2 separate regions of the Homo sapiens genome follow, and region 1 is linked to region 2. A link is a loop called in an ENCODE intact Hi-C map of the cell type or tissue named here. Cell type or tissue: heart left ventricle. All regions are shown on one strand. Each heading gives the region's core, and the rest is flanking DNA. Links, peaks and the distances in the headings are about the cores only. Region 1 has its middle 19 kb from the start of LINC02398. Region 2 has its middle 260 kb from the start of LINC02398.

The links. Hi-C counts contacts between places; a loop is a spot of excess contacts. Peaks named below come from ENCODE experiments on the same cell type or tissue, not always from the same donor. Only the 100,000 strongest peaks of a DNase experiment are listed, where the experiment ranks them.
Region 1: it touches region 2 in a loop (3-fold over the local background); 3 of 110 quality-filtered maps call a loop at or near these places.

What each region holds. Positions count from the first base shown.
Region 1 is chr12:19,987,328-20,004,631 of GRCh38, reverse strand. No RefSeq gene overlaps it. Among named protein-coding and RNA genes, the nearest start is that of LINC02398, 19 kb to the left of the region's middle. In heart left ventricle, for the core only: a CTCF peak has its summit at 9,473 (motif pointing left); no DNase peak of the experiment used is centred there; H3K27ac peaks cover 824 bases.
Region 2 is chr12:19,748,440-19,765,743 of GRCh38, reverse strand. No RefSeq gene overlaps it. Among named protein-coding and RNA genes, the nearest start is that of LINC02398, 260 kb to the left of the region's middle. In heart left ventricle, for the core only: a CTCF peak has its summit at 8,238 (motif pointing left); no DNase peak of the experiment used is centred there; H3K27ac peaks cover 295 bases.

The sequences.
Region 1 (17,304 bases), core at 4,649-12,648, 240 kb before region 2:
AACCAAAGTAGCAAAAAGAATAGTCAGGTTTGGGATATATTTTGAAGGAAGAGCTGAGAGTACTTGCTAATAAGTCAGATGCCGGATATTAAAAAAGGAGAATAGGTAAGGTAACTCTAAACTTTGGGGTATGAAGAATTGGAAAAATTAAGGTACCATTTAGTGAAATCTGTATCAGTTACCATATTTGCTGAATAACAAATTACCCCAGAACTTAGTGGCTTAAAAGTGATTTATTCATTCACAATTTTGTGGTTGATAATTTCACTTAGGTTCAGCGAGACATCTCCTCTGTTGCTCTCACTTAGACTCACTTATTGGCTATAGTCAGTTGACAGCTTGGACAGGACTGGATGGTATAAGATGGCCTTATTGACATATCTGGTGGTTGGCAGAGTGTGGCTGGATCACCTTGGTCCTCCCCATGTGGTCTTTCCAGCAGGGTAGCTTAGGCTTATTCACAGGGCAGCAGCTTTCTAAGACAGCGAGAGTGGAAGCTGCAGGGCCTCCTGGGGTCTATCTTCAGAAGTTGCACAAGGCCACTTCTGCCACATTTTATTAATCAAAACAAGTCACAAGGCCAGTCTAGATTTAAGGAGTAAGAAAATGGACTCCATCTTATTGTGTTTTTTTAATTTTTTTTTTTTTTTTTTTTTGAGACGGAGTCACACACTGTCGCCTGGGCTAGAGAGAGCGCAGTGGCACGATCTTGGCTCACGGCAACCTTCCCCTCCCAAATTCAAGTGATTCTTCTGCCTCAGCCTCCCAAGTAGCTGGGATTACAGGCACCCGCCATCACGCCCAGCTAATTTTTTGTATTTTTAGCAGAGACGGGGTTTCACTATGTTGGCCAGGCTGGTCTGGAACTCCTGACCTCGTGATCCACCCGCCTCAGCCTCCCAAAGTGCTGGGATTATAGGCGTGAGCCACCACACCCAGCCAATGGACTCCAACTCTTGACGTAAGGAGCTGCAAATAACTTGTGGCCATTTTTATTCTTCCATACATGGGAATGACAGAAAGTGTAGTCTACTTGTTCCAAGAGTTTCGTTTGTAGAAAAAAAAAATGTGCTTTGCTGGAAAATGGTGCATTGGTTAGAGCACACTCTTCCAGGTTCTCTAATTCTGATTCTATGGGGGCTATTTTACAACTTCGTCTCTTATACATAAATGATGACAATGCAAAAAATTGTTCTTGTCTGTGGATATGGAAACAAATTCTGTCCCTTAGAGGATCTATTGACTTTCTTCTCTCACTGCAGAAGAAGCCATTTTTGCCTCTATTTGCACATTTATTAAATGTCTATTAAAAGAAGACCTACAAATGCCCAATAGGTATATGATAAAAAATGCTCAATATTACTAAGCATCATGGAAATGCAAACTAAAACCACAATGAGATATCACCTCACCCCAGAATGGCTATTATCAAAAAAACTAAAGATAGCAAGTGTTGGCGAGGATGTAGGTCAAAGAAAACGCTTGTACACTGTTGGTTGGAATATAAATGAGTACAGCCATTATGAAAAACAGTATGGAGATGCCTCAAAAATTAACATTTAGAACTATTATATGATACAGCAATCCCACTACTGGGTATTTATCCAAAGGAAATGATATCAGTATGTCAAAAAGATATCTGCATTCCCATGTTGATTGCCGCACTATTCACAATAGCCAAGATATGGAATCAACCTACATGTCCATCAATAAATGGAGACCTAAAGAAAATGTGGTACATATACACAATGAAGTACTATTCAGCCATAAGAATGAAATCCTGCGATTTGCAACACTATGGATATTAAGTGTCCTTAATACAGACAAATAGCTCACCATCTCACTCATGTGGAATCTGAAAAAGTTGATCTCATGGAAGTAGAGAGTAGAACAGTAGTTTACCAGAGGCTGAATGACTATGGGGAGAAAGGGGAATAAGGAGATGTTGATCAAAGGATACATAATTACAGTTAGACAGGAGAAATAAATTTAAGAGATCTATTGTTCAGCCAGGTGACTATAGTTAAGGATGATATGTTGTATTCTTGAAAAACGTAAACAGAGCAGTTGTTACATGCTCTCACCACAAAAATGGTATGCTGGATGGATGTGAGGTAATGCAATTGTTAACTATGTGAGGTAACGCAGTTGTTAGATTTAACCATTCCACAATGTATGCATGCTTCAAAACATCATGTTGTACATGTTTAAAAAATACGATGTCATCTGTCAATTTTTAAAAAAATTAGTTTTAAAAGTTAAAAAAATTCCTAATCCCTATATATGTCTCTGTTCATATTATTTTTCCCCTTAACATCTTTTTTTCCTTAACTTTTTTTGCCTTCCTCTTTCCTTTTTCTTTTATTTTTAAATTTATTTTTGATTGTGGTAAAATATACATAAAATTTACCATCTTAATCATTTTTAAGTACATATATAGCTCAGTAGTGTTAAGTACATGGCACACTGTTATGCAACCATCACTACCATCCCTTTCCAGAACTCTTTTCATCCTGCAAAATGGAAACACTGTACTCATTAAACAATAACTCCCCATTCCCCTGTAGGTTACCTATAGCTCCTGGTAACCACCATTCTACTATCTCTCTATGAAGTTCACTACCCTAAGTACCTCACAGAGATGAAATCATACAGTATTTGGCTTTTCGTGAATGGCTTACTTCACTGAGCAAAATGGCCTCAAGATTCATCCACAATGAAGCATATGTCAGAATTGCCTTCTTTTTCAAGGCTGAATAATATTCCATTGTGTGTATATACACCATATTTTGTTTATTCATTCATCAGTGGACACTTCTACGTTTTGACTATTGTGAATAATACTGCTATGAACACAGGTATACAAATATCTCTTAAAGACCCTGCTTTTAATTTTTAATTCTTTTGAGTATATGGCCTGAAGTAGAATTGCTGAATGATACAATAATTCTACTTTAATTTTTTGAGGAATCACTATACTGTTTTTCATAACAGTTGCACCATTTTACATCCCACCAACAGCACACAAGTATTCCAATTGCTCCACATCCTCACCAACACTTCTTATTTTCTGGTTTGTTTGTTTTGATAGTGACCATACTAATGAGTGTGATGTGGTTGGATTCTTCTATGACTGCTTGTAATATCTTCCTGATCCTCCCATAATAATATGTTAAATAAAATGTTTAACATTTGCTCTTTTATAGCTGTAGAAGAGCCATACCTTTGTCTTTTTTGAAAATTCTCTTTTAACAAGCTATAAAGTAGAACAAGTGGTCTGGAGTGGGTTTTCCAAACACGAAATATACTACAGCATGTTTGTTTTCTAATAGATAGGATGCAATAAAGAAGGAAAATTTATGATAGAAGGGGCAAAAGCAGGAACAAAGTTCTTGAAAAAAGAAAGAGGATTAGATCAAGATAGACAGAATTATATATAATTCATTTATTGTAACCGGAAGAAAATTAGAATATTCATGTAAAAATGCAGGTAGATCCCTTGACTTGGTTATAGAAGCATGTGGAAGGTATCTTCTGAATTTCTGTGTTCATTTTTTAATCCTTATGACTTAGCCCAAAACTAGTTCATAGTAGCTACTTAATGAATGTTTCTTGAGTGAATATAGCAGAGATAATCCTAGTCTACAAGAAAGAGCACAGTAATAAAGACCCACCATGTCTAACATATAAATACACTTACCATTCACCTAGTTCCACTGATAGCCTTTATTAACAGATTCTTAAAATGCTTTTAAACTGCCCATGTAAATAATTTTAAAAGCATACTCTGCTGAATTACCCTATTCTACCCCTCTTAGCAATCAAAGGTAAAAAGAATCTTGTAGCAATGTTGATCTGTCTGCAACATGACACCTCTTTGACTGATAGAAAACAGACAAACTAATGAGAGGAAGCTAAATACGGATATTGTTTACTGGGCTCTGATGACTTATTGTTGGCAAGCAAGTGAACTCTATCTAAGAGATAGGGAATAAAGAAAACATTGTGCTTGGTCTTAGATAAATAAAATATGGGGAAATATGATTTAAAACAAAAAAACAAATTTAACTGACTCATAATTACATCTCAGGAGTCCTTATAGAGGAGCTTAGGATATCTCTTTAGACTTTAAATACATAAAAAGCAGCCCTGGGATAAGCACTGTTTGACAGTTGAATGACAATCTCATCGTAGAGGAGAAGATAGCTGTGTGTTCATTAGCATAAACAACACATTCCAGGCTTCCAAACTACGTAACTTCCCACAAGGAGCATCTGACCCAGAAGACCCTAACACTGAGTGAGCCAGTAGGCATCTGAGAATGAAATTAAAACTTATACAGATGCCAAAGAGGTAAAACGACAAAGCTCAGAAATTTCTCCTTCAATTTAGTTCAATTCAACAAATATTATTTGAATACCTTACACTGAAAAAACACTGCAACAGAAAGTAGGTGCAGAAAACTAGAAAATGGATACACTACTGTTTCCCTATTTTTGATATATTCACTCATCCTTAGACTAAAATTTGAATAAAAGACTTTCTTATTATTACTTAAGTATACATTATAGGGAAAAAAAGCAATATGTGAATTTACTAAACATTTAATTTAAACATTACAACTACTTCCAAGTGCCTTCTAATGAATACGACCTAACCTTTGACCACTGACACATCCTTCCATAGCATGCTCAGGATCACCTTTTAATCCTAGATGGTTAAATGTGAATCTCAGTCTGTTCCTAGCCCTCTCCATTTCCAGCAATGCTGCTGCTGCACCATTATATTTTTAAGGTTATGTTGCTGATTTGTGTGTCTTGCATTATCCTGGATCCATTTTCTTCTGGACTTGTTAGTGCCTCTTCTGTGGTCTCTATTTCTGTCTCTCTCTCTATCTCTCTCTCTCTCTTTCCTCTCTCTCTTTTCTATGCAGTCTTGTTGGAGTTGCACATAGTTATGAAGCATGGTAGGCTGGCACCGTGAGTTGTGCTACGCTGTGGATTTTCTCCTGCTTTTCCCTGTCTACTCCTCCAGAGTGCTTTTACACCACCCATCTTACTCTTGTTTTGCTTGGTTCTCTGCTCCTCTACTTCAGGAAATCCCATGGTTTAGCCTGGAAAAGACTGACTTCATGGGAGGGTGCCTCTCCCTAGTAAATAGACCATCCTCTGATTTATTTCTCCTCCTATGCCAAACGAACATACACCCTGTAAAATATCTCCTTTATGGCCAGAACTAGAAGCAGAATTTGAACGAAGAGTCTGGGAGTTTTTACATTTTCCTACAAAGCCCCTGTGGTGACTCACATTGTCAGGCTGATGTATGAGACTGTCAGACTGATTTTAATTTTGATCTCTTATGTTTTTTCCCCACCCTGTCATGTCACACTAATGACTGTTAAATGCTCCAAAAGACTGGCAAATGGGAAAACAAAGACAAGAGCCAGAGGATTGAAAGTTTCCAAATGAGCAAATATTACACATATTTGAGAAAAATTACATTGGGTTAGTTTATAAATGTTTGAGTATTATGAAAATCTCCAGCGTGTCAGGGGCAAGGAGGAGGAGAGATAACCTTTGACCATAAGAATGAGATACTCTGATCATGATATCACTTGCCACTTATTTCAATTTTTAATGATTAACACCTTCCTCACTAGGTTAACTTTACTTAGGAATGACCACAGATGTAGCAATTTGTGAATAAAACTGAGGTTTTAAACATTATATAATACCAAGTTTAAAATCTAAACTGGTAAAACATTGTCAAACTCCTTTTGAAAGAAGTCAGAAAACAATTCTATTATATTCATGCTCATTTTGAAAGCTGTCTTTGCCAACAAAAGAATATTTTTGTTGATTTATATATATTTGGCATGAGAAAAATCTGTAATAACTGATAACATAGTTAACTGCCAATTACTAAGACCTTACCTGTCTCCACTGCATCCCATGAAGTGGTTCAGATGGGTTCTAATAACTGGATGGCCTGGGTCAGGTGTCAACAGTCATCTGCCTTCCTCATATTATGCATTGTCCTCCCTAGTGTCATAAAACAGCCACCTTTCACTGATGCTGTGTGCTGAGTGCTTTTGAAAATCTAGCTCGCTCAATTCTCATAACAGCTTCATCAAGTGGGTACTAGGATCACCTTTCCAAGGAAAATGGAGACTTCCAACAAGATTAAGACATTTGCTCAAAGTCTTATACCTAATGAGTGGTAGAGCCAGAATTTGAAACGAGGCGTGTCTGCTTGCAAATTTAAGAATCCTGTAGTGCTTCCAGATAGAGTATAATAGCAAAACTCCTTAAATGGCTCAAATTTTACAGCTCACAGGAAATTGTTTTAAGTATGCAGGGTGAAAAATTGTGACTTTTATCAAGAATGTAAAATTATTGTGTAAGTTTATCTTGATCATCAGTGAAGCATGAATAGTATGCTTCTCTTAATTTGAAGTTAGGATAATAAAGCATTTTAGAGTGTACAAAGAACTCTTCCATGTGAGCCTAACTTAAGACAACAGATCAAGCAATTGTTATTCACAGTTTACAGAAAAGGAAGTTGAATTTCTGATTGGCAGAGTGGTATAGCCAATGCCACACAATTAGGACCCAGTGGAATAAATAAATCCTGGGCCTGGGTCTTTTGAGTTCCAATTATATGCTCTTTCCACTACATGTTAAGCAGGCCATGTTTATGAGCAATGAGAGGAAGCTCCATGGACTTTGTTCCATGTTTGCTTAAAAAGAAAAAGCACTATAAATCAACCTGAAATATCCACTGAGAGCATTGTTCATTAAGTCTAGCACAATCAATTATACTAACAAGCATTGTAATAAAATCATTCCATTCCATGCTATGTGACACAATGTGACTGCAAAGAGTATGAAACAAGAAAGAGGACGAGAAATTCATAAGTCATTGAAAGACCAAAAACCATTTACAACCAAAGGGTTTAATCAAGGTTTGAATCTCATGCCTAAGCATTCTCAGAAGTCCCCTTTCATATGCCACGCTGTTTGTTACAAATTATCTTCCAGAATAATGTAGATATATGCCCCCAATTTTTTCTATTACATGTCATAAATCAAATGTGCTAAAACTATGTGTACTGTTAAGGTTACAAAAATTCCAATTCTTTCTTTCTTTTTTTTTTTTTTTTTTTGAGACAGAATTTCACTCTTGTCACTCAGGCTGGAGTGCAGTGGCGCAATCTTGGCTCACTGCAACCTCCGCCTCCCAGGTTCAAGCGATTCTCCTGCCTCAGCCTCCTGAGTAGCTGGGATTACAAGCGCCCGCCACCACAACCTGCTAATTTTTGTATTTTTAGTAGAGACAGGATTTTGCCATGTTGGCCAGTCTTGTCTCGAACTCCTGACCTCAGGTGTTCCACACACCTCGGCCTCCCAAAGTGCTGGGATTACAGGCGTGAGCCACCATGCCCAGCCCCAATTCATTTTTTAAATTGGTAAAGTAAGTTGTGTAATTTAGGGCATGATTTACGTAATGCAAAATTTAATAGAAAGTGGGGAAATAATCGAAATTCACACACGAAGGGAATTTAACTAGTTTTACAAAAATGATGCCCATCCAAAATTAGTGGGTTTGTTTCATTTTGCTTTGTCTGAATATTGATTTAAAACTTCCTAGTTAATTCTAGTCATTCATAGGCCAAGACAAGTTTAAGACCAAGGAGATCATGTTTATATATTCAGTCATACTTTTCATACTGGACTATTGGTTAAAACCAGGAAGTACAAGAAACACTCATACATAATAGAAAGCATAAGTTAAATAAAGGTATTAAAATAATAAAGTTCTTCAAGAAGAAAGCAATAAATTAATTTGTCCTTGATATATAGGAAGCACACTTGGGGTAGTTGGGTATGAGAGAAAATTTCTGATTGTTGAAATAAAAGAGAAAAAAGGTTTTGGAAAAAGAATATTTGATAAGCATGCTTGAATGACATCCTATCTGCTATATGATATAAACACTTTAAGTGACCCGCAAAAATTGTATTAAAACTAAAAATGTCACAACATGCTTAAGGTGATCCAATCTTTTGTGGATGCTTCTGGAAGTTAACCCAAAGCCAAAGTAAAATCAGCCTCGGAAGGCAAAGAAACAGCATCCATGTAGATCATGTTAAAAACATCTTAGTAACATGGTAAAATTCTGGGAGTCAGTGCTCTCCAATGTGAGAATCACTTCTCTGTGTAGCAGCTTCATGCAGAAACAAAAACATAAAATCAATAACAATAAAATGTTCTAGTTGTAGCCCCAGGTGAGATATGGTGAATTAGTCCAACTTTGCCTTTGAGTGAGTACTCTTCATAGGTATCACCCAGGCCCTGTAGCCTCACCAATATTTTTCTAGAATGTTCTAGAAGTTGTACAGGCAAACTATTCAGATACAATCTGCACTAAGTTCAGTTAGAGAGCAACAATGAAAGTTGCTCATTGATAGTATTTGTTTTGCCGCCTTTGGGGAGATGAAGAGGCTGGCAGAGCACTTACCAGAAAGAAGAGGGGAAGACAGAAGAAAATTTACTTCAGACTGTTAACTGAATGCTTAAATGGTTGTAATTGGGTTGATGAGGTCTAGAGTTCTTAAATGACTCATTTATATTTCTACTGCCATTTAAGAAAACATTTAAATTATTCATCTCAACTTTATATTTAAAAATCGTTCTATTAAAGAAGGAACCAAGAAAGTGATTTAAAAAAAAAAATTCTTCAACTGGTCAAAAAAAAAAATATATGAGCTACTGCATACCAGGACTCTACTTCTGGTATTTTCACTTCATTGAAAGTTTTATTTTCTTTTTTTTCCAACTCCTGCATACTGGTTTCTTTTTCTACATGTCTAAGTTCTGGCACTTTCACTTCAGTATTGATTTGTGTCAAGAACAATTATAATTTTCATAAGATATTTAAATTTTTATGAAGATAAAGAAATACTGCTATTAGCCAAAGGTCTATCATTTGATTTCATTTGATCGTTGATTTCAAGGATAAAAGAATCCTGACTGAGGGTGACTATTTTCCACATTGTAAGGAGAAATCATGCCAGTCACCAATGAGCACCACACAGCTGCCATACCTGTGATTTACACCTAAAGTAGAGCCTTCCACATTGTTTATGATAACATAAGATGGATGTGGTGAAATTGTTTAAAGTTATTAACTAGTAAAGGAAACCTTTTCTAACCTCCCTATGAAATTATTTTAGACTCTCTCCATTTATCCACAAGTAAATCTGAAGTATTGTATTATAACTTTATTACAATCAAATAAAGTCAGTTAACTTTATTTGATTTAACTCCCTATGAGAACTAAGTTCATATCACTTCCAAAGCCTTTTAAAGATCAAAATATTTGCTTATCCCAGATTTTACCTATTAGGATTCTGTAAGAAATTATTAAAAATATGGACATATAAATTGCAATGTAATAGTTAACATGCCATCTCCCTCTACTGGATAGAATTAAAAATCAAACATTACTCTAATATATTCACCTAAAGTTGTGTTTACATAGTGGTTTCATGGAGACATAAATCAATTAACCTCATACCTTATCCTAATTTCTAATTCTACCATGAAAGAAAATGTCATGAATTGTCTTCTTTCACTGATTTTGCTGTGTAAATGCTCTCTCCTTTCCCATGTTGAGCGTGGAATATAAGGTAACAATAAATATGTGTAATTTACATATCATATGACTATAATTATTCAGTCCATGATTAAGGTAAAATTTCTTTAAAAACACATAATTTGGGAGATCTACAGCTATTCTAAACAAAGAATAGGTATCATTGTTACTTCAAAGTCAGGATTTCCAAATTCTTTCTTTGGTCATATTTTTGGGTGAGGAATATTTAGGTCCAGGTGTTCAAATATAGCCCTTCATATCTTAAGACAGAGAGTTACTGTTTGGTTAATATAAGAAAGCCTTTCTCATTTGATAATTCACAAAATACACTGAAATGAAGTATATTCTTTTATATGGGGTAATGTAGAACAAAGGTCTGGATTCAAACACTACATGGAACTTAGCAAATGTGTTACATTGGCAATTTATGTAGTCTCTGTTAGGTTCAATCTCCTCCTCTCTAAAATAGAGCTAATCATCACATTTACTGCTTAGGGTTATTTTTAGTATTAAATAATATAATGTAAAAAAAGTGTTTATCAAAGAACCTTATACAAAGGAAATGCTTTATTTATTTTTTATTATACTTTAAGTTCTAGGGTACATGTGCACAACGTGCAGGTTTGTTACCTAGTATACATGTGCCATGTTGGTGTGCTGAACCCATTAACTCGTCATTGACATTAGGTATATCTTGTAATGCTATCCCTCCCCCATCCCCCCACCCCACGACAGGCCCCAGTGTGTGATGTTCCCCACCCTGTGTCCATGTGTTCTCATTGTTTAATTCCCACCTATGAGTGAGAATATGCGGTGTTTGGTTTTCTGTCCTTGCGATAGTTTGCTCAGAGTGATGGTTTCCAGCTTCATCCATGTCCCTGCAAAGGACATGAACTCATCCTTTTTTATGGCTACGTAGTATTCCATGGTGTATATGTGCCACATTTTCTTAATCCAGTCTATCATTGATGGACATTGTACAAAGGAAATGCTCAATAAATGTTAACTATTTTTAAATTATACTAAACATGAGTTTAATGAAGCTACTGACAAATTTAAAGTATGTAAATGAATCCTAGGAAACTATATTTTTAACTAAAACACAGAGATAATAATGCATTTGCTCTTTAATCTCCTCCTTGATAGCCAAAACTGACATTAAAACCTAAAAATGTAAAGCAGCAGAAAAGACTGAATAGATCTGAAGAGGACTTTTCAGATTCTATTTCATACAATCCCCCTGATTTTCACCTAGGAAAGAACCAGCACCCTGAGAGGTAAAACGATCTCTAATGGCAATAGAACTAGAGTGTAGCCATTCAGGTAACAGAGCATGGAGCAAAAGCCAAGGCCCCCAAATCCTAATCCAGTATACCTCAAAACGTCAAACTTTCTCCTGACAACAGATGCTTTTCCTGTCATGGCTACTTGTTCTATATATGCAAGAAATACAAATATACAATGCATGATGCAAATTATGATGTGACTAAAATGTGTAAATGAAATGAGTGTATGTAGTCCCTAAGAAACAGACACCATAAAGATAAATTTCAATAGTTTAAATTACATAGAGGAGGTTACATTATTTCTCTTCAAATTATATTTATGTTATCTAATTTTTTTCTTAAAGTCAACCCTATAAAGTAGGAAGGACATATTTTATTAACTGCATTTTAAAGAAGAGGAAACTGAGACCCAGAGTATTATGATTTCATAGCTAGTGACGGGAGAAACAAACATCGGGTGTTTGGACTCCTGGTCAAACTTTTTTTTTTTTCAATGTTTCTTGCATTGTTTCTTGGTGGTGTTTTAAGCTATGACATTGATATCCTCCATCATTCATAAATGTTAAATGCATAGAAATAGAATCATCCAAATGAACATATATTTTGATGTATATAAAATCAAATATGTATCCTAGAACATACGTTATCAAGAGTTTCATCTCAGAAAAATGTCATGGTCATTGTTAGTTTTAAATTAATTTAAAATATAAATTGACAGAATCTTTACTTCCTACAATAAACCCTTTGAAATAAATTTAAGATTACAATCAACTAGGAATAGAAAGATTTAAAATGTGTCATTAAAGTACCTAATATTAATCAGTTATCTTTTAAGACTCAAAAGTCGTTCACATTTGAATAAAACTTAAAGGAGATATCTTACAGGTAAATCATAGACTCTGAGTTGAATTTTTTAAAATGACCTTCATTCTAAAGTGTCCCCTTAAAGATATCCTGAAATGTTGCTAAGTAGAATAAAACAAATTCTATGGACTGTACTTTAACACTGTGATAGATTCTATTGATGTAAAAGCATTATCACTACCCACCCTGGTCAGATAATACCTTTCCCAAGGCAGTAGGGCAATAAAGATCTGCTAAGTCATGCTGTCAGGATCATAAATTTTTTTCTGGGAAAAGCAGTTTACCCCTTTGCCACATGTACTGCCAGGATTAGAAGCAAGCAAGGGAGTCGTAGGAGGAAGGGACTTTCAGGGTGTGGTGTTCCCAGACATTGCTTTGAGCCCTTGGCAGTGGCAAAGTGACTCTGTCCGCCCCTCCCAGGGAGCTGACCAGAGCTGTACCTGGAATTTGTAAAAAGGCAGATGACATGATCATGACAGGGAATGGGGAGAGTGGCTAAGGTAATGAGACCAGTTAGATTAGTGAGACTCCGGTTTAAGGTTCTAGGAGGCAACTGGCATGGTAAAAAGAGCATGGCATTTTTTAATTGGATGGATCTGAGTTTGAATTTCTATTTCTCAATTTATTCACCATCAGCATGACTATAAGTAAGTTAACGTCTCCATTTAAGCCTATGAACTTTTGTATGCCTCAGTTTCCTCATCTGCAAAATGAGACAATGCCCATTAGGGCGCTGTGGATTAAAGGAGCTAGTAAAGCCCTTAGAACAGTGCCTGGCAACATGGTAAATTCTATTTAAGTGTTAGTTATTTTTGTGTGTTATTGTCTCTCTAAGCTTCGACTTTCTCATCTGGGGAAATGAGGATAACAGAACATGGCTTGTAGAGTTCTTTGGAGGATTATGTGAAAATTGAGTACTTTATACATGGTGGATGTTGTTGCTGTTGTTGTTTTATCTATTATTTTTGTTGTTTTTCTCCATGCATGTTAGTTATTTGTGTTGGACCGTGGTACCATACACTATTTTGCTAACTAAAAAAAAAAAAAAAATGAACTAGATCTTTCACTAGTTATAGGATGACAGCCTATGAGACAAGTCTGGAATTTAACCTCAGGGTTGCCTAACTAATAGAAGATACTATACCCAGACAAAGTAAGTAAATAATTGATACTGAGTTAGGTTGAAAAGGTCCTTCCTACAGGTGATAAAATGAGAGTATAAAATTCAGTGTCAGAAATACACTTGGATGATTCAGTTTTAACATCTCCAAGCTTAAAATGTATTCCACAGAACAATTCTTCCTTATATGTTCTTTGTCACATTGCTGCTAATGTTCATTCATGATAAATAGTTTGCCAGAGTCAAAGCGAACCCTTCCTTGTAGTCTCAGTTAAGACTTGAACACATTCTTCAGGTTGAACAAGGAGCAGTGACAAGTGATCCGGTCTACAAATTTGCAGATCATGTTTCTACATGAGGCTGCACTAACATTGCCAGTGCTACCAGCAACGAAGTATCCTGGGGCAAAACTGAGCCTGCACTGCAGGACCAAACCTAGGGGGAGGCTCTCAGCTTGGCTGCAGAAAACTCAATAAGCAAGATAAATAATACTGTAGTGCAATGTTCTAAAAAAAAAAATCAAAACAAATGTAAAAAAATCCATGATAAGCACAGTATCAAAATTTTAAATAAAGTTAGTGAATTAGTTTTCTACGGCTGCCCTAACAAATTACCTTAAATTTATTTGTGTAAAACAACATACATTTATAATTGTACTGTTCTGCATACCAGACGTCTGACATGAATCTTACTAGACTAACAACAAGACGTCGGCAGAGCTGCATTTCTTCTGGAGGCTTGAGGGGAGGATCTGTCTTCCTGCTCTTTTCCAGCATCTAGAGGCTGCCTGCATTTCTTTTCTCCTGGCCCCCTTTCTCCATCTTCAAAACCAGTAATGGTAGGTTGAGTCTTTCACACATGGAATTACTCTGACTTCCTGCCTCCCTCTCCCTCTTAAGGATCCTTGTGATTACACTAGACCCACACAGATAATCCAATATAATCTTCCCATTTAAATGTCCTTTAATCCCACCTGCAGAGTTCATTTTGCCATGTACGGTAATATGCTCACAGGCTCCAGGGACGGGATCTTGGACATCCTTGGAGGACATCATTTGGCCCGCTACAGATAGGGTCTGACACTGTATGTGCATGATTCTGCCTCACTCCCTGCACCCTAATCCTGGCCCTGCTGCAATGTGATTTGACAAACTGAGGCCTATTAGTCCTGAGTTTTCCAGGTTGGAAGCACTCTATCAAGAAAATCTAGAGGTATCACCATGTAAATCTGTTCTAAAGGTGGCCCAGAAGTATACAAGTAATCAGAAAATAGCAAAACAAGCACAATAAATAATTTGTTCACATTGCAAAGGCACAAGCATTTCGGTATTTGGAAAATGTTGCAAAGCTGAAACTCATCTCTAAAGCATTAGTGACATATTCTATTATTCTAAAATGCTTGTTACTTTTATTTTACTATTGACTTATTTTAAGCACTGCTAATGTTTCACTGGAAAGTTAGAATTTTTTTGCTCTTCATATGAGAGAGACTTACCATCAATTTTCAGCTGGGTTAAAGTGCTATACCTTTCTTCAAAAAGGCCCTGGGTGGTCTAGAATTGCTTTCTGCTCATAAAAGTGAGGTTAGGTGTCACAGTTCCTGGAAACTGAACAAATAGTTGACTTCTCTAGACCTTATGTTGAATTATTCCATCTTGATCTTCCCACATGTTTGTAAGTTCCTGAGTGCAAGCGCCATCTTTTATTTTTTAAGACAAAATCTGGCTGTCTCACACAGGCTGGAGTCCACTGGCATGATCTCAGTTCACTGCAGCCTCCACCTCCCAGGTTCAAGTGATTCTCATGCCTCAGCCTCCCAAGTAGCTGGGATTACAGGCACCTACCCGCCACCACCCCCAGCTAATTTTTGTATTTTTAGTAGAGACAGGGTTTTGCCATGTTGGCCAGGCTGGTCTCAAACCCCTGACCTCAGGTAATTCACCCACCTCAGCCTCCCAAGTGCTGAAATTACAGGCGTGAGCCACCGTGCCCGGCCAGGCACCATCTTACTTATTATTTGACACAAAGTGGATATTCAGACATTTTTTGCAAATGGTATAGGACGGAATTTTCAAGATCACCCAGGGAGTCAAGTACTGTCTTCTTTCACTGTGCCACAGAAGTGGAGTGCCTTGCCCAAAGTCACCTGAGGTACGAGCCCAACTCCATCACGATCTAAGATCCCAGCCCTTTCCACCTACCCCTACCCCAATTCTTCTCTTACAAATGCACTTCCAGAACATCACTATTGAGGGCATCACTGAAGCATGTGGACATCCAAATACAAGCTTAAATCAGGAGATATCTCCACAGCTTCCAAACCAGTACTATTTAAAGAGAATGAGAAATACACTGTTCAGGGCTCAACATATTGAGAGAAACCCCTTCTTCATGGAAAAAGTCTGCTAAGAAAAAAATCATTAAAATTAAATCGGAAAATTGAGCAGCAGCCCAGTTCCTGAAGATGTGTTAACTACCCTATTTCTGATCAAAGAAAAGGAATTTTACTTGCTATAAAAGCACTCAGGGAGACTGAAAGAGAGACATCTGCTTCATTAATAGTATCCTTGCCAGCAGGGCCAATTAAATTAAGAAGCTATCCTTTCCCTGGTAGATTTCATTCCAAACACATTACACAAGTTATACTCAGAAACATTACTGCAAGGAGATCATTTATGTTCATTAATCCTAGGGCTTTCTTTTGTAATCTTTTTCTTGAAAGGAAATTCTCATTTTTGCCCTAAATTAATGAACATATTTATTTGTACATAAAAGAGCAAATTCCTCCTACTGATGCCTTTAGTTAAGGCAGGCAGGGCCAGCAACAGGATCCACAGGTGCAGCTTCCAGCATCCCCTCAGTGCTGACTGCAGCATCAAGACAAAAGCCTGTGGGCTTCATCTTGAGAACAGTACTCCGTGGGCTCTGCCTGCAGAGCACTTGCCAGCAGCCTAAAACTGCCAAGCAGAGGTCAGTGAGAGGTCTAGGGCCATGCACCTTTTCTCCCAAATCACAGTTCACTCAAGGTTGCACATTGCTCCAAAGGGCACATGTGATTCCAGAAAAACAGTCTTCAGACATTTCACCCTATAGCTGACTCTCTTTTCTCCCAAGCCCCAACATTCCTTCTCTAATTGTTGCCTTCCCAGCTCAGACTCTGAAAACACACTAGTCAAACACCATCATGGCAAAACGCCATCTCATAAATGCCAGAAAGAGCGAAATAAAACAAAACAGAGAACATTTGTTTCAGGAAACTTCTAGTGAAGATGTTAACAAACTCTAACATCCTATTTACCTGTACAGAACTTTCTAAATACGTTCTGTTCAATAAATAAACACATGAAGGATCTAGCCTCTCTCATAAATAATTCTTTTCAAACAGTAATCAGGATACATAAATAATTTGAATTCATTTAAGCCAGTGTCTTTCCAATTGTGTTAATCATCAAAATCATTTCAAACGCTTCTAAAAATATAGATTCCTGGGCCTCCACTTAAATCTAATGAGTCAGAATCACCCAGGGAATTGTGAAGAATCTCACTTTTTACCAGGATGATGATGATTGGAGAAATTTAGGCAATAGTGAATTAGGAAAATTTTTTGTATTCTATTATATTTATAACTTTGCACTGGATCCTGTACCTCATATAAAAATGAGAAGATGAGAAGATACATGGCTCATATTCTGGAAGGATTTGAAATTTAGTAGGAAATATTAGATAAGAAAATAATTGTACAGCAAGTTAGAATATAAGAAATTTTGTAAGAGTGAGTCCACCAAAGTAGAACAAAAAGTTTGAAAGAAGAAGAAATCATATCAGGTCATAGAGGGAAGTAAGGAAAAGCTTTAAAAAATATTTTTTATTTAAGATGGACTTTACAAAAGTGTCATCTTCACCTGTAATCCTAGCACTTTGGGAGGCTGAGGCAGCTGGGTCACTTGAGGTCAGGAATTCGAGACCAGCCTGGCCAACATGGTGAAACCTCGTCTCTACAAAAAATTACAAAAATTAGCCGGGGGTGGTGGCGGGCACCTATAATCCCAGCTACTTGGGAGGCTGAGACATAAGAGTCACTTGAACCCGGGAGGGGGAGGTTGCTGTGAGCTAAGATGGTGTCATTGCACTCTAGCCTGGGAGTGCAGCAAGACTCTGTCTAAAAAAAAAAAAAAAAAAAGTTATCCTGATGAGAATCAGAAAAGGCAAAGTCACAGAGAAATAAAAACCTAAAAACCTACAATGTGAATGAGGAACAGGGACAGTGTTTGGCTACAGTACAGGGAATAGCTAAACCAGAGGCTGGAAATTTAAACCAGTGCCCAATTGAGAGACCACTGAATGTTTGGCAGTGGAATGTATACTTAATTTCTTAAAAA
Region 2 (17,304 bases), core at 3,554-11,553:
GAATTAATACAGGTGAAATATTCTGTAGATGTCTGTTTGGTCCATTTGGTCAAAGTGTTGAGTTTAGGTCTTGAATATCTTTTTTAGTTGTCTGCTTCAATGATCTGCCTTACACTGCCAGTGGGGTGTTGAAGTCTCCCACTATTATTGTACAGTTATCTAAGTCTTTTTGCAGTCTCCAAGAACTTATTTTATGAATCTTGGTTCTTCAGTATTGGGTGCATATATATTTAGGATAGTTAAGTCTTCTTGTTGAATTGAACCCTTCATCATTACATAATGCCCTTCTTTGTCTTTATTATCATTGTCTGTTATATCTGAAATAGAATAACAACCCCTGCTCTTTTTTGTTTTCCATTTGCTTGCTACGTCTTCCTCCATACCTTTACTTTGAGCCTATGGGTGTCATTGCATGTCAGATGGCCTCTTGAAGACAGCACAGAGTTGGGTCTGTGCTTTTTTTATTCAACTTGTCATTCTGTGTTTTCTAAGTGAGGTATTTAGCCTGTTTACATTTAAGGTTAATATTGATATGTGCAAATTTGATCCTATCATCATGTTATCTGGTTATTATGTAGATTTGCTTCTACAGCTGCTTTATAATGTCAGTGGGCCATGTACTTAAGTGTGCTTTTGTAATCACAGCTATTAGTCTTTTGTTTTCATGTTACGCACTCCCTTAAGGACCTTTTGTAAGGCAGGTCTGGTGATAACATACTCCCTTAGCATTTGCTTGTCTGAAAAGGATTTTATTTCTCCTTCACTTATGAAATTTATTTTGGCTGGATATGAAATTCTTGATTGGGATTTCTTTTCTTTATGGATGCTAAATGTAGGCCCCTAGTCTTTTCTGACTTGTAAGGTTTCTGCTGAAAGATCTGCTATTAGCTTGATGGCTTTGTGGCCTACTCCTTCTTTCTAGCTGCCTTTAATATTTTTTATTTTTCATTGTCTTTGAAGAATCTGATGAATATGTCTCTTACGGAGGGTCATCTTGTATAATATCTTATGGAGGTTCTCTGGATTCCCTGAATTTGCATGTTGACCTCTCTAGTGAGGTTGGGAAAATTTTAGTGGACAATATCCTTAAGTATGTTTTCCAGGTGGCTTGCTCTGTCTTCGTCTTTTTCAGGAATTCCTATGAGTCATAGGTTTGGTCTCTTTATGTAATCCCATATTTCTCAGAGGTTTTGTTCCTTTTTTATTCTTTTATTTTTGTCTGCCTGCCTTGATTCAAAGGAAAGGTCTTAGAGCTCTGAAATTCTGTCCTCACCTCGGTCTATTGTTATTAATGCTCTTACTTGCATTTTAAGTAATTAAATTCTTAAATACTTGCAATAATTTTTTTTATTTCCAGAAGTTCTGTTTGGTTCTTAAAACGGCTATGTTGTCTTTCAACTCTTGGACTGTTTAACTGTGTTCCTTGCATTGGGCTTCAACCTTCTGTATCTCAATGAGCTTTCTGCCATCCAGATTCTGAATTCTGACATTTCAGCCATTTCAGTCTGGTTAAGTACCATTACTGGGGAGCTAGTGCAGTCAGTCAGAAATAAGTAGACATTCTGGCTTTCAGAGTTGCCGAGTTTCTGCACTGATTCTTTCTCATCTGTGTGGGCAGATGTTTCTTCAATCTTTGAAGTTGCTGTCTTTTGAGTGGGGCTTTTTGCTTTTATATTCTTTGATGCTCATAAGGGTTTGTCTGTGGTATAAGTTGAGTTTGGTCAATGGCTTCCTTTCTGGATGCTTCCATGTTCTCACTCAGCATCCTAGGCTGCATGCTGTAATGCTGGGGAGCTAGGACAAGGCCTGGGGCTTTGTTCTTTGCCCCTTCCAGGTTAAGCACCTGCTGCACTGGAGGGGGTGAGATGTTCTTAGTCCACTGGCAAGAATACTCCAACAGGGGCTGCTGGAAAAAACATTCTGGCAGGGCAGCAAATGTCCCAGCATAGTGTGCACCAGTAAGGTGGTGGAGGGTCAACGTATACATGCATACCAGCAAGGCAGCCCAAGGAGGCTGCAGGCAAGAACTTACAACATTATGAGGTCTTGCATAATGTCTTCTGGGGGGGAGAGGCTAAGAGTGGGTGTGTGCCAGTGGGGAGGAGGCTGTAGGTGAGTGTGCACTGGCAGGAGTTCATCTGCAAAAGTATTCTGATGGGTATTGGGAGTCTGTCAGTGAAAGAGCTATGGTGATGTCACTGGCAAGCTGATGCTGCAGTGTAAGTGGATGTGTCCATGCAGGGACCCTGGGAGAGGCCAGCAGACAGAGGCACACTCCGATCAGACTAGCTCTATCCCCCAGGCAAGACTTCCTGTTCTGTCCAGGTCTAGCAACTAACGAAGGATAAAGCCACCTAGGGGGTATGGTGATCCTTGGGGGATGGACACCCATGGCTTTGCACCACTGCAGCTCTTTTTGCACCAAACCTTCTGGGCTCCACAAAGGCTGGAGATCAGTCCCTACCAACTCTCTAGGCAGTTCTCCCTGCCAGCTCAAATATCGATGGGTGTCATGGGGCCTCCCACATCTAGGACCCTGGAGGTCTGTGGCAAGAGTGGGCCACTGCACAACTATTTCACTCGCCTCTTCCCTAGGAGCCACCCAGTGCCTGGAATGAGTCTTGGTGCTTGGCAACTACATGCAGGGTTCCCAGTTTCCTCCTCTTTCAACCTGGGGTCCATGTCCTCACTCGGTCCACTCTCAATGCCTTCCTTCCAAAGAACTATATAGAGTGTTTGGAGTGTGCCAATCTACTTAATGGTCTGTTGTCTTTATTATTTATTTATTTATTTATTTATTTCTGGCTTACAGCAACACAAATTTATTATATTATAGTTCTGGAGATCAGAAGTCCAAAATAGGTCTCAGTGGATTAAAATCAAGGTGTCAGCAGGGCTGGGTTTCTTTCTCAGGAAAGAATCCCTTTCCTTGCCTTTTCCAGCTTCTAGAGGATACCTGTGTTCCTGGGCTCATGGTCTCCGGTCTCCTTCCTCTATCTCCAAAGCCAGAATCAGCACGTTATTCATACACTGTATCACTCCAACTTCGATGATCTGGTGTCTTTCAATGGGAGAACCTCTTCGCATCTAGTCAGCCATCTTGGGTTCTCTCCTGTGTGTCAACATTTCTTTCTTTCTTTCTTTCTTTTTTTCCTGAGATGGGGTCTCGCTCTGTCTCCCAGGCTGGAGTGCAGTGGCACGATCTCGGCTCACTGCAAGCTCCGCCTCCCGGGTTCACGCCATTCTCCTGCCTCAGCCTCCGGAGTAGCTGGGACTACAGGTGCCCGCCACCGCGCCCGGCTAATTTTTTTGTATTTTTAGTAGAGACGGGGTTTCACTGTGTTAGCCAGGATGGTCTCGATCTCCTGACCTTGTGATCCGCCCACCTCGGCCTCCCAAAGAGCTGGGATTACAGGCGTGAGCCACTGCGCCCGGCCCCAACATTTATTTCTTCAACACTTATTTATTATTACGAACAGTAAAAGTTTGTCATGGATGAGCCTGTATGTACACATCATCTTTACTCTAGTACCTAGACTGACAGAGCAGCCTCTATTGGAAACAATGCTAATCGTCTTGATAGAGGGAAAAGAGGACAAAGAACACCATGAGCTGGATCTTCCACTCACATTTCATTGGCCAGAACAATTCAAGCGGCCAAACCTAAAGCCAATGAGAATGGAAAAATATAATCCACACCCAAGGTAGGATGAGGAATATTTTTTGACAATAATCAAGCTACCTCAAGAACTTACAACCTTATGAGGTCTTATGCAATGATTTTTGTCCTCATATTCAGACAAAATCTACTACCTTGTAACTTACTAGTTGGCCCTCAATGTGTCTTCCAATTTGACACTTAAAGCCTAAATCTTCCTCCCGTCAATAAATCTATATGACATTGAGATTTATATGAGCACCTCAAGCATCCTAGAGAGCATAAAAAGATAACTATAGAAAACCTTCCCACCTTCAAGAATCTAAGGCTTAAGTGTACCTAATTTTTCTCTGAACAAAATTATAACAGTCCCAAAGCACTATGGAAACAGAGAAGAGGAAGTTGATTACATCAGACTAGACATCAAGGGAAAGTGTCACATTTCCAACCCAAACTTCCCCCTTCTTTCAACTTTACTCTTATGCTATGATTCCAGACCCTTTTCTTCCTATAGCCAATATCCTTCTTGTAGTATGTTTACCAGAAACAAAGATAATATTACAGGCTTTTCTGACCTAATCAGTGTAGAAAAGAATTACAAAGGCAGGTTAAGACTCCGTTTGGTCTTTTTCCTTCCCTCATAAGCTGTTCATTCATATTAAGATTATAATAAACCAAAACTATGAGGTTTTACACATGTATAAATACTAGCCATATTATCCTTTTTCCTGTGCTGTTGGTTTCTTATTAGATCCAACATTTCAACCTAGCAAAACCATCTTAGATTCTGGTTCTTGTAGTCAATGTATTTATAATGCCTCCTTATTTCACATCCACTGAAATGTGGTCAACATGCCATTATCCACATCACTAATTTAGAAAAAAAAAAAACGCAGTATTAGATAACATGAACATCAGAAGACTTTCAATAACCAGCTTACTTTCTGGATCATTCAGTCAATTGTTACTATATAATCCAAATGACTTCCCAACCTACAGCATCCTAAATCCTCTCCAGGATAGCAAAAGAAATTTTATCAAAGAATGATGTTCAAAATTACACCTATAAATTGTGAGAGATAGGCATTTTCCTCATTGGAATCGTGGAGAAAAGGAAACAAAAACAAAAGTAGAAGATGTGATTTACTCCCTTTTCAGAATCCCAAAGAGGAAAGACTCCAACTCAAGGACAGAGGGAACATGGCGACCTCAAGGGAATAAGAGCAGCCACCAGCTGAGGCAGCATCCATATGTGTGGGGGGGATGAGAATCCACATTCTGGAAGAACATGTGAGAATGACTCAGGATGGCACATCTGCTTTAAGGTCTAGAACTACTGAACCCTCTTCAAATTCTACTGTATTGCTCTAGATAAATACATGCTTATTCTTTTTTTAACAGCTTTATTGAGATATAATTCACATGCCATACAATTTACCTGTTTAAAGTATATAATTAATGGCTTTTAGTATATTCATAGTTGTGCAACAATCACCGAAAGCAATCTTAGAACATTTTTATTACCCCCCAAATTAACCACATGCCCCTTACCTATCACTTGCCCAATCCTCCCCTTTCAATTAGCTTTAGGCAACCACTAACTGACTTTCTGTCTACGTAGATTTACCTATTCTGGACATTTTCTATAAATGGAGTCATACAGTACATGACCATGTATGACTGCCTTCTCCCAGTCAGCATCATGTTTTCAAGGTTCATCGTGTTGTATCAAGTAACAGTATTTCTCTTCTTTCTTTTCTTCTTTAAATAGCTTTACTGATATATAATTCATATAATGTATGGTTCACCCATTTAAAGTGTTCAATTCACTGGGCACACAGGCTCATGCCTGTAATCCCACCACTTTGGGAGGCCAGAACAGTGGAATAGCTTGAAGCCAGGAGTCTGAGACCAGCCTGGGCAGCAAAGCAAGACCCTGTTTATAATAAATAAGTAAATAAATAAATAAGGCTCAGTGACATGCACCTGCAATCCCAGCTACTCAAGAGGCTGAGGCAGGAGGATCACTTGAACCCAGGAGTTTGGAAGCTGCAATGAGCTATGATCATGACAACTGCACTCCCGCCTAGGCAACACAATGGGACCCCATCTCTAAAAAATAAATTTAAAAAATAATAAAGTGTTCAATTCAATGGCTTTTAGTATATTCACAAGTATGTGCACCAATCACCATAGTCAATTAAAAACATTTCACCACCTCAAAAAGAAACCTTATACCTTTGAACTATCCCACCTGTACTGGCCTAACTCCCCCAGCCCTAAGCAACCACTAATCTACTTTGTCTACATGGATTTGCCTCTTCTCAACGTTCACGTGAATCGAATAACATGGTATGTGGTCTTTTGTGACTGGCTTCTTTCACATAGCATAAGCGTGATATTTTCAAGGTTCACCCATGTTGTAGCATGTATTAACACCTCATTTCTTTTTATGGTTAAACAATATCCCACTGCATAGATATATTACATTTTGTTTATCCATTTGTCCATTGATGGATGTGTTTCTACCTTTAGGCTATCATGCATAATGCTGCTATAAACACTGAAGTGCAAATTTTTATGTTCACATATGTTTTCATTTCTCTTGGGAATCTAACCAGGGGTAAATTTGCTGAGTCATATGATAACTCTATGTTTAATCATCAGAGGAACTGCTAGACTTTTCCAAACTGGCTGCACCACCTCACATTCCTAACAGCAGTGTATCAGAATTCTCATTTCTTCACATCCTCTCCAACACTTGTAATTGGACTTCTTTATTCCACATGCTTATTTCCAATGATCACTTTCTCCTTCTTTAAAGGGCTTACAAACTTCACTCAATAATATTTTCAAGAGTTTTGTCCAGGATATCAAATTCCTCAGCCTTTAGATTGTAGAATTTTCTTTCTATTTTTAAGAGACAGTATGGATAACTGTCTTTGTGAGTCTCCTGCAATCACTCCCATTCTCCAAGCTTGCCATTTCTCAAAGATCACTTTGTATTAAGGCAAACAGAAAACTGGGTATCCACTGTGTCTTTTTCTTCAACACTGAGAAGAAAGTTTGCACAAAAGCCGCCTCCAAAACATAGATTATTTTTATTTGCAGATTTTTAAAGTTACATTAATTGTGGTTATTTGACATTAACTTATATTTTTATGTCCCTATATTGTCCCTGTGTTGAGGTATAATAAGTAACATGTCATGAAAGACTAAATCAATATTATAAGAGAAAAGATTATTTAACCACAAAATCAGATATAATATATCCAATTGATAAATGAATGCCTATTTTAAATACAGGGTCTAATATTTTTTAAATGATCTATTATAATACATAATGATTGTCCCAAAAGTTTTTAATCAATTCAGATTTTAAATGGGTTATCATTTGTATTATTAACATTGTAGTTTACTACTAAAAATGTATTGAGTCCAATAATTTTAAAACAGAGTATAAAAAGATATTTATTTTATTGTTATTCCAATCCAACATTATGACTCTGTATAACCTAAAATTGAACAAGAGACATTTTGAATCAAAACATTCAGTTATCTCCTCTTTTGTAGGTAATCTAAGAGCTAACAATCAAACTTATAAAGAAATTAGCTCAGGTAAAGCTATCTTGTCACATTTTTCTGGAAGCTGACATGGTCAATCTTCGTCAAGTATGGAAAACAGTGAAGAGTACTGAAGTAAGAAGCTGTGTAAGAGATTTCAACAACTACAAATTTCCTTGAAGATGAATATTATCTGTATGAGTCTATTACTGAAATTTTCATTCATTCCCATAACACCAAACATTCTCATATTCAAAACATAAATACTATGCAGCCATAAGAAAGAACAAGATCATGTCTTTTGAGGGAATATGGATGGAGCTGGAGGCTATTATCCTTAGCAGACTAATGCAGGAACAGAAAACCAAATGCTGCATGTTCTCACTTATAAGTGGAAGCTAAATGATGAGAACTCATGAACACAAAGAAGGGAACAACAGACACTGGTGACTACTTGAGAGTGGAGGATGGGAGGAGGGAGAAGAGCAGAGAAGAAAACTATTGAGTGCTGGGCTTAATACCTGGGTGATGAAATAATCTGTACAACAAACCCCCTGACACAAGTTCACCTATATAACAAACCTGCACATGTACCACTGAACCTAAAATTTTAAAAAATATAAATACAAACTGTTTTATTACCAAATATAACTTTAAATTATCTGCCATTTTGATTATGTAATTCAAATTCAAGCCCCTACTCATTTTAGCATGTTTAAAATTCTGTCGATCTAAATTATACAGCTTCTCACATTTTCTAGGCTGAGTAGTTAATAGAGGCATATATTTAGGCCAACGCCTAAACCTAACTTTACTTGCATTTCGCTTAATTCCATTCCTGTCCAGTCCTAAGGAATTAATCCTCTGGAAAGAAGAGGATCGTATCTGGGAAGTCCCAGGTTGCTAACTTAGAGGAAGGAAAAAGACTTGAAGAGTAGCAAACATCTCTCATTTTGTTAGTTTGTTTTCAAAGAAGCTTCCGAAGTAGAAGGCGCATCAATACAGGGACATCTAGTGGCAAAGATAAATCAATGCAGTGATTGGCTCCTTGACAATATAGGAACCTTACCTTTGGTCTATCTTCATATTTAAGGGGGAAAAAAATTCCCGAACTCTCAATAATGGCCATTCATAGTATTTATAACAGCAATTGAACAACAAAAAAATGCATGCAAAAGCAAAGAATTTGAAGCAAATTTTCTTTTTTACATGATAACATAAAACTAGGCTTATAGCCAAGATGGATTTGTACTCATCAGGTTCTATATCTTTTCGAGCCATAGCAGTATTAAGAAGTAAAATAATCATTATACAAAAATTAATCTTTCTAGAAACATTAAAAGCCACAATAAACCAATTCCCCTTTATGTTGTAGAACATTAGTTTAACAGTATTACTTTATAAAGCCATACGACGATAATAAAAAAACTAATAGAAAACTAATGATCTATATCCCAATTGAAATCAATAAAAGAAAATAACAGTGACTCCTAATTAAGCCATTCCGCATCCTTAAGGTATTTTCATATGTGCCTCTTTTAAAGAAATCTTTTTGCTTTTTTCTTTAAAATGAGATGGAAAATCAAGGAAAACTTACTTCAAGGCAAATACTATTTTCCTCATTAGCTTTCTTTCTTGCTGGAATGGAAAAAGCAACTGCTTCTCAGGTATTTAGGTATTGCCGGAGGGTTGTGGAGCCAAAAAAAGAAAAGAGTAAGCATTTAGATCTGGGTCTCAAACAGTATAAAGAAACTGATACAAAGTTTTTATTTTATAAGTTAATAAATAGAAATGACTAACATCAGTACGTTAGTTATTGATGTTGATCATTTCAAAAGGCCAGCCTGGGATCTTACTTCAGGCTGAAATCCGGAAGAGGCATTTAACAGGTGAGGTATTTTGTTTTCACTTTGCCTTCCACTTGTGAGTTATCCTTCACCAGCAGGGAAAACCGCCTGCAGCACTTCTGGCATACTGGCTTTTCCTATCTCAATGCAGTTCCTTTTTTCCTAATAATGACCCTTCACTATAATTTCTCTTTTTTACTGACATTAAAGTGGACTTTAATATTTTGAAGGCCAATTCACTCACATGGGTTTATGAAAACACGAAGGTTGTATTTGGAATTGTTACTCAGTCATCAGGCAGAGCTCATATTCTCATTTTTGTGGACATCTTATTTCTGACCTTTCAAATGCTTTCTGTCCTCCCGCTCAGCTTCTCAGCACTTACCAGTCATGAGATGATTTGCCATTGATTTTTATTGAGGAAGCCTGAAATTGCTAAACATCTCATTTTGCCCATTCCCACGTCACAGGTTGATCCTAGTTTTATACAACTATCTCATATAGCACATAAATATATAATACAATATGTTAAATACCTATAAATAACAAGTAAATAAAGTAATGCAAGGTTTAAAAATATTGAGCAACTTGTAGCTAAAAAAGCAGCAAAGCATAACCAATGATTACTTGAACCCAGGTGAGGGAGATGGGGAAAGGGTGCAGCATTCTAATGAATGTAAACAAATAGAGTATGATTGTGGAAATGTATTATTATACATGCATTTCAATATTAAGTATACATTTCTCAATCTTTTCCCCATGTGTTCCCACAAAATGTCCCTTCTGCCAACACTTTTTCTCAGACTTCAATGGATACAGTACCCATCATGAATAAGATTTTTTTTTAATTTGTAATCAAGAGTCAGACTAGACTTGGGGTACAGTTAGGCTGACAAAGTCACTACCATGTAAACTCACCCAAAGGGACATATTAGGATATGGTTAGAGAGGACTAGAACTGGAAGAAATGTGTGAAGTTACGGTTTTTGATACACACACTATATTTATACGTATACACACACATAAATACATACACATGCATATATATACACACATGCATACATATGGAAATAAGTATAGCTATAAATATGTAAATTTTATATATGTTTATCCCCTTATCTGCCCATTGGAATGCCTGGAAGCAATGATACCTCAATATCAATGAACATACCTAATGTCCAGACTTTGGACTTTAATTACCATTCTTCACTAAAAGAAACTAAGTCTTCATAGAGAAACAGCAGACTATAGACAGAATTAAAACAAGGGAAGTATAAAATGAGCCTGGAATGTCTTGTTATGCCAAGAATCAAGGAAGCACACAAAAAATGGTAAAGGCATGTCGAAAGGACACAAAAGCCAGCTTGAGCAAATTCCTGGCTAAATTGGGAGGAATTTGAGCATTATATCAAGTAAAGATGGTAACAAAGTATAACCCATTGAAGAGTAAAATAGAAAACACACACATTTAAATAAATGAATAAATTGAAAGTTCGATGAGAAAAGAGATGTGTCATATAATCTTAAGGGACTGTTCCACAAAACACTCTTACGAAAAGGAAAAGAGAGTAAGTTTACAGTAGAGATGTCTGGCAGATACCACCTTAATCAAATGATCAAGGTAAATACCATCAGAAACAGGAAAAATTAAAATCAGGTGCCACATGACGGGATGCAATGAGAACTTAGCATCACATCTATCATGTTCCTCACAATTACAAATTAAAGAACATTCTTCAAAATAATGGGCCTTTTATGTTCAAAAGTGTCAAGGTCGTGAAAGTTAAGATAAGACTAAGGAACTGTTCCAAAATGAAGAAAGATAAAGAAACACGAGACCTAATTACAATGAGTGATTCTACTGGATCCTTTTGCTATCAGTGGCATGACTGGGACAACTGATGAAACTTCAGTGGATTCTGAGGAACATACCGTAGTAATGTATCAATGTAAATTTCCTGATTTGGTAGTTGGATCTAGTTATGTAGGAGAATGTCCTTGTTAATGAGAAACACACATGAAAGCATTCAGCAACATACTACTAAATTATTCAAGAAAAACATAATAGTTCCAGTACTATACTTTCAACTTTTCTATAAGTTTATGCTTATTCCAAAATTTTTTAAATATAATACTGTGTATGAAAGTCTATCCAAGCATTTCAGTAAAACTGTATTCAAAATATTTGTATAAAATATATTCAAAACCAAGTTTCTATATCAATTTCATGAATTTACTGTTTGTTTGGAAAACTTATCACCCTGTAACTATTTAGCAAGTAGTACAATTATTTTTTTTTCTATTTGACATGATTCACTTAACAAAGAGTCAGTGAGTACATTTCAGAGCAGATATGGTCATGGCAGAGAATAAGGTAGACAATGCCTCCATCTTATAGGGTTTACATTCTTTTGAGGGGATGGGCAATAAACAAGTAAATAATTTCAGTCTGGGCATGATGGCTCACCCCTCTAATCTCACACTTTGGGTGGCTGAGGCAGGAGGATTGCTTGAGGCCAAGAGTTTGAGACCAGCCAAGGCAACATAGTGAGACCCCATATCTATTAAAAAAAAGTTTTAATTAGCCAGGCATGGCAGCATAAGTCTGCAGTCCCAGCTACTCAGGAGCCTGAGGTGGAAGGATCACTTGAGCCTGGGAAGTTGAGGCTGCAGTGAGCCATGATTGTGCCACAGCACTCCAGCCTGGGTGATAAAGTAAGACCTTGTTTCCAAAAGAAAGAATTTCAGGTGGTGTTGTGATATGAAGAAAATAAAACAGGTAATATGAGAGAAAGTAAATAGGGTAGAAGAGGGTGACTTCAGGGAAAGTAGTCAGAGAGGGCTTCCCTGGGAAGATGATATTCAAATGATGAGAACTAGCCCTGAGAAAATCTGGACAAAAATGGCCCAGACAAGGGAAACACATTGTACAAAGACCCTGAGCAAGAATGAGCATAGTGCTTTGTAGGAAGAGAAAGGCAGCCATTGTGGCTGGAAAGAAAAAACAATGGGAGTTTATACGAAATGATGTATTGAAACCACCTTCATAAAATTAATAAAAGACCACAAGATTGGAATTATGGTAAGGGCCTAAATTTTGGTAAAGTATATTCCCTTCTCGCTGACCTTTTCTTCCTCCATATATGATTGCTTGCACAAGTCATTTCAATAAACGGTAGTCACTAATAACTGATAATCTTCCTATCTAGCCTCTGGTCAGGCTGCCTGCAAGATTAATTAACTTTTCTTTTAAACAACAATGATTCTTGGGTCATATAGACCCCCTTCATGTCTTCTAGAAGTCAGATTGGCCAAGGAACCAAGCAGCTGTGACCACTGGGGATCTCACCTCTTGCAAACCTCTCTGCTAACTATAGACAGAGTTAACAATAGCCTGTCATTGGTTCCTACCTTGCTTTTCCATAGTAATCGAGATCACAAACACTACTGTGAAACCTAAGACCGATCTCTGAGATATTTTTCAGATTCTGCATGCAAGTGGACCAACTAACACCAACCAGACCAGTGACTTGTAATACCAACTAAAGAACTAACTCCACTGGTCTTGTGAACACCACCCCAACCCAGGAACTGACTCAGCACATGAAGACAGCTTCAACACTCCTATGATTTCATCCCCAATCTTCCTGCCAAACCATCCTTTTAAAACCTTAGCCTCTGGATTCTCAGGGAGACACATTTGAGAAATATCTCCTATCCTCATTCAATTGCCTTGTGACAAACTCTTTCTTTGCTGCAATACCTGCTGTCTCCATGTTTGGCTCTATCTGCACAGTGGGTAAGAACTTAACAGTCTGAGATAAGATGTAAGTGCAAAATCATACAGGGCCTTGTGGGTCGTGTTGACAAGTTAGGGTTTGGTGCTAAGGGCACTAGATAACCACGAAAGGGTTTTAACCTTTAACGATCTCTCTTACCTTTTAAAAAAATCACATTGTCTATAGTACTGGACAAATGGCTTGACTGAAAGAAAGGTAGCAGAGTGATGAATTAGGAAGTTATTACAGTACAAATGGAATTTATTTGGTAAAAAAACAAAAACAGGATAATAGTTGAGACATAAGGAAGTAGATAGATCGAGGATATATTTTGGACTTTTATAAAATATATTTTATACTTCTATAAGATATGTATTTTTATAAGATATGTATTATCTTTTATAAGATATGGATTTTTGGTTGAGAAAATTCTGTGTATTTGAATTAACTTCTTTCTATTTTAGTACTTAAGTCTCTAATCTTGGCAGAAATAATGTAATTAGGAGCCTGTGAGCCTGGTTAGACCAAAAACAAAAGAAATCAGGACAAAGTAAAAGTGAATAAAGAAAGGACTTTTTTTTGATGTGTACTTCTTTCAACAAAAATTATCGCTAAATGTGGTACAAGAAGTGCTAGGTAGTATTAATTTTTATTCAAAAGAAGTATTGGCCAGGTGCAGTGGCTCACGCCTATAATCCCAGCACTTTGGGAGGCCAAGGTGGGAGGATCACTTGAAGTCAGAAGTTCAAGGTCAGCCTAGCCAACATGGTGAAACCCCACCTCTACTAAAAATACAAAAATTGGCCAGAAGCAGTGGTTCACACCTGTAATCCCAGCACTTTGGGAGGCCAAGGTGGTCAAGATCACAAGGTCAAGAGTTTGAGACCAGCCTGGCCAATATGGTGAAACCCTGTCTCTACCAAAAATACAAAAATTAACTAGGCGTGGTGGCAGGTGCCTGTAGTCCCAGCCACCTGGGAGGCTGAGGCAGGAGAATCACTTGAACCTGGGAGGCAGAGGTTGCAGTGAGTCGAGATCATGTCACTGCACTCCAGTCTGGTTGACGGAGCGAGACTCCATCCCTCAACAAAAAAGTATCAATTGACACAAAATAAGCACAAGTTTGTCATTTGAAGGAAGAAAAAAGAATGCATTTACAATTGAGGAAAAAAAAAACAAAACAAGAAATGAGATGCCAGGAAATACCATAACCCTGAAGGTTTGCATGGTGAGTTGGAGACAGAAAGTTTTAAGAAATCAGAATGTCAGCCCAGCACTCTGGAAATTTAATTAGGGAATACATCATTACTAACTAAGAGAAGGATGTGTCAAGCTATTAAATTTAACTAAAACTTAGAGAAATACATTTCTGGAACCCACTTTAACCCACAACCAAATTTTGCAATGACCAGTGATCTACCCAGATGAACTTACCCTCCCAAGAGCAGTTTCTTCAGAAATGAAAGGACCCGGAATATACCAGAGTTGGGTTTGTTTGTTTGTTTGTTTGTTTGTTTCCCTGAACTCCCCTTATCTGCCTAAAAAAGAACCTTCCAACAGAATTCAGCTGTCATAAATGCCCTCCCTGAGGAGTTTCACAACCAGGGAAGATTGACTTCTACAACCACAAATGAGAAGCCAGCACAAAGATAAGAACTTGCCTAAAAAGACATCATCACAAACTATCATATCTCCCATCTATTCTCCTAAGTGTTTATTTATCTTTCCTAAAAATCATTTGTTTTCCCATAAGTGCCATTCTACCTCTTCTTTCTCCTGTTAATAGTGTATATAGGCCTCTAAATCTAACCTCATCTTTGAGTCACATGATTCTGTGAACTCCAACATAGGTATAGGAATGAAAATCTGCCTTTTCATTCATTTATTGATTTTGCTAATCAGTTTTCTGTCAGTTTAATTCACAGGTCCCCAATAACTAAAATTAAAAGAATAAAGAACAAGATTTTTCTCCCTGACAGAAGAAGAAAAGGAATTCCTTTCATAAAAGAAGTCTGGCCTCATAAATTTATCCAAATAAAGCATAAAACTCATTCCTCACCCAGTTGTTATTCTTGCAGCAAATTAGATTTATAGAGTGTTTTGTACCCAACCAAATCCTGCAAAGAATTGTAAGCAACAGGCAACAGAAATGCACATAGCAAAATAATAAAATATCAATAATAATACATTCTTGGAAAGCTTTAAGGCATGAGTAGGTGGGGGGAAAAGCAAATATTCAGATCATAAGTGTCAATATAATTCATTTTTCTCTCTAAGGTAGTCAAAGAGAAATGGAAGTTATGGTTGATCTGTGTTGTTAAAATGAGGAATAAAGATATAATCACTTCTCAGAGAAAGCAGAACTTTTCTAATCTCTTAGAGCTACGTAGAAATTTCTCACTTGGGACTTTCCTAATGGAGCACTGAGCCATACCGTAGGAAACATCCTTGACAGCATTTCTACTGCCAATGGAGCATCAGATTTCGTAAGACTGTTTCTTGTAATATTCCTCCAAAAATATAAGAATAACAGCTCAATGGAGGCAATACTTCACAAGGAAGCAAAGTGGGGTGAATTAACTAATTAGCATTCCAATTTGCCAATCTTTCTCTTTCGTGTCTTGCTAGTGTGACTCAGCTTGTTAATCTTTATCATCCCTGGAGATACTGATCAAGAGTTCAACTAGAAATCAGAGCAGAGTTCCACAGTTCCTGAGAACATAGCAGAACTTATATTTGGTACATTTTCAAATATATATATAAATGATAAGCCCTCAAACAGATGGAACACTTCAAAGCACAGTTTTTGCTTGACAGTTTTTGCTCGACTAGTATCTACAATGATTAAAACGCAATTTAGATGAGAAAGGAAGATAAATTTAGCTGGAAGTGGTCTACGCTAAGAAAGTGACTCCAGCTCTGCCTCTCTAAATACATGAGCTTTGAAAAGCCATGTACCTTCTGTACATCCTAAGTATCTAAAGCATCTAAAATATGCTATGGGAAAAGTTAAATTTACACACAAAAAAATTTCAAAAACTAGAGGAAGTAAACTCCTCTTATCATTAGCCACTACTAATCCACTTTTTGCCCTCTAAGGAGGAGCACAGTTACATTCTAACGGAGCCCATGAATAATGAGCAACCAATTGGAACAATTCATTTGAGAATTTGTGACTTCCTAGAGTGTTACAAGTGTGAACTGGAAAAAAAGAATGAATACGTTCTTGAGACTCAGTGAATTATTTTCATAAGAATGCAGTAAGGTAAAAAGTATGGGCTATGCAAAAGCTTCTTAAGCAGATAACCAACTTCAGCACAGTCCCAGGATACAAAATCGATGTACGAAAATTGCCAGCATTCCTATACACCTACAGGCAAGCCAACAGCCAAATCATGAATGAACTCCCATTCACAATGGCCACAAAAAGAATAAAATACCTAGGAACACGGCTAAAAAGGAAAGTGATGAACCTCTTCGGGGAGAACTACAAGCCACTGCTCAGAGAAATCAGAGATGACACAAACAAATGGAAAAACATTCCATGCTCATGGATAGGAGGAAACAATATTGTGAAAATGGCCATACTGCCCAAAGCAATTTATAGATTCAGTGCTCTTCCCATTAAATTACCATTGACATTCTTGGCAGAATTAGAAAAAGCTACTTTAAAATCCATATGGAACCAAATAAAAAAGTGCAAATAGCTAAGGCAATCCTAAGCAAAAAGAACAAAGCTGGAGGCATCACTCCACCTGACTTCAAATTATATTACAAGGCTACGATAACCAAAACATCATGGTACTGGTACAAGAACAGACACATAGACCAATGGGACAGAATAGAGAATCCAGAAAAATAAGGCCACAAACCTATAACCATCAGATCTTCGACAAAGCTGACAAAAAAAACAAGCAATGGGGAAAGGACTCCCTATTTAATAAACGGTGCTGGGAGAACTGGCTAGCCATATGCTGAAAACAGAAACTGGACTCCTTCTTACACCATATACAAAAATCAACTCAAGATGGATTAAAGACTTTATAAAACCAAAAACTATAAAAACCCTAGAAGAAAATCTAGGCAATACCATTCAGGACATACGCACAGGCAAATATTTCATGACAAAGATGCCAAAAGCAATTGCAACAAAAGCAAAAATTAACAAATGGGATCTAATTAAACTTAAAAGCTTCTGTATAGCAAAGGAAACTATCAACAGAGTAAACAGACAACCTGTAGAATAGTAAGAAATTTTTGCAATCTATCTATCTGACAAAGGTCTAACATCCAGCATCTATAAGTAACTTAAACAAATTTACAAGAAAAAAAAAAAAAACCCCATTAAGAAGTGGGCAAAGAACATGAACAGACACTTCTTGAAAGAAGACAAACATGCAGCCAACAGGCATATGAAAAAAAGCTCAACATCACTGATCATTAAAGAAATGCAAAT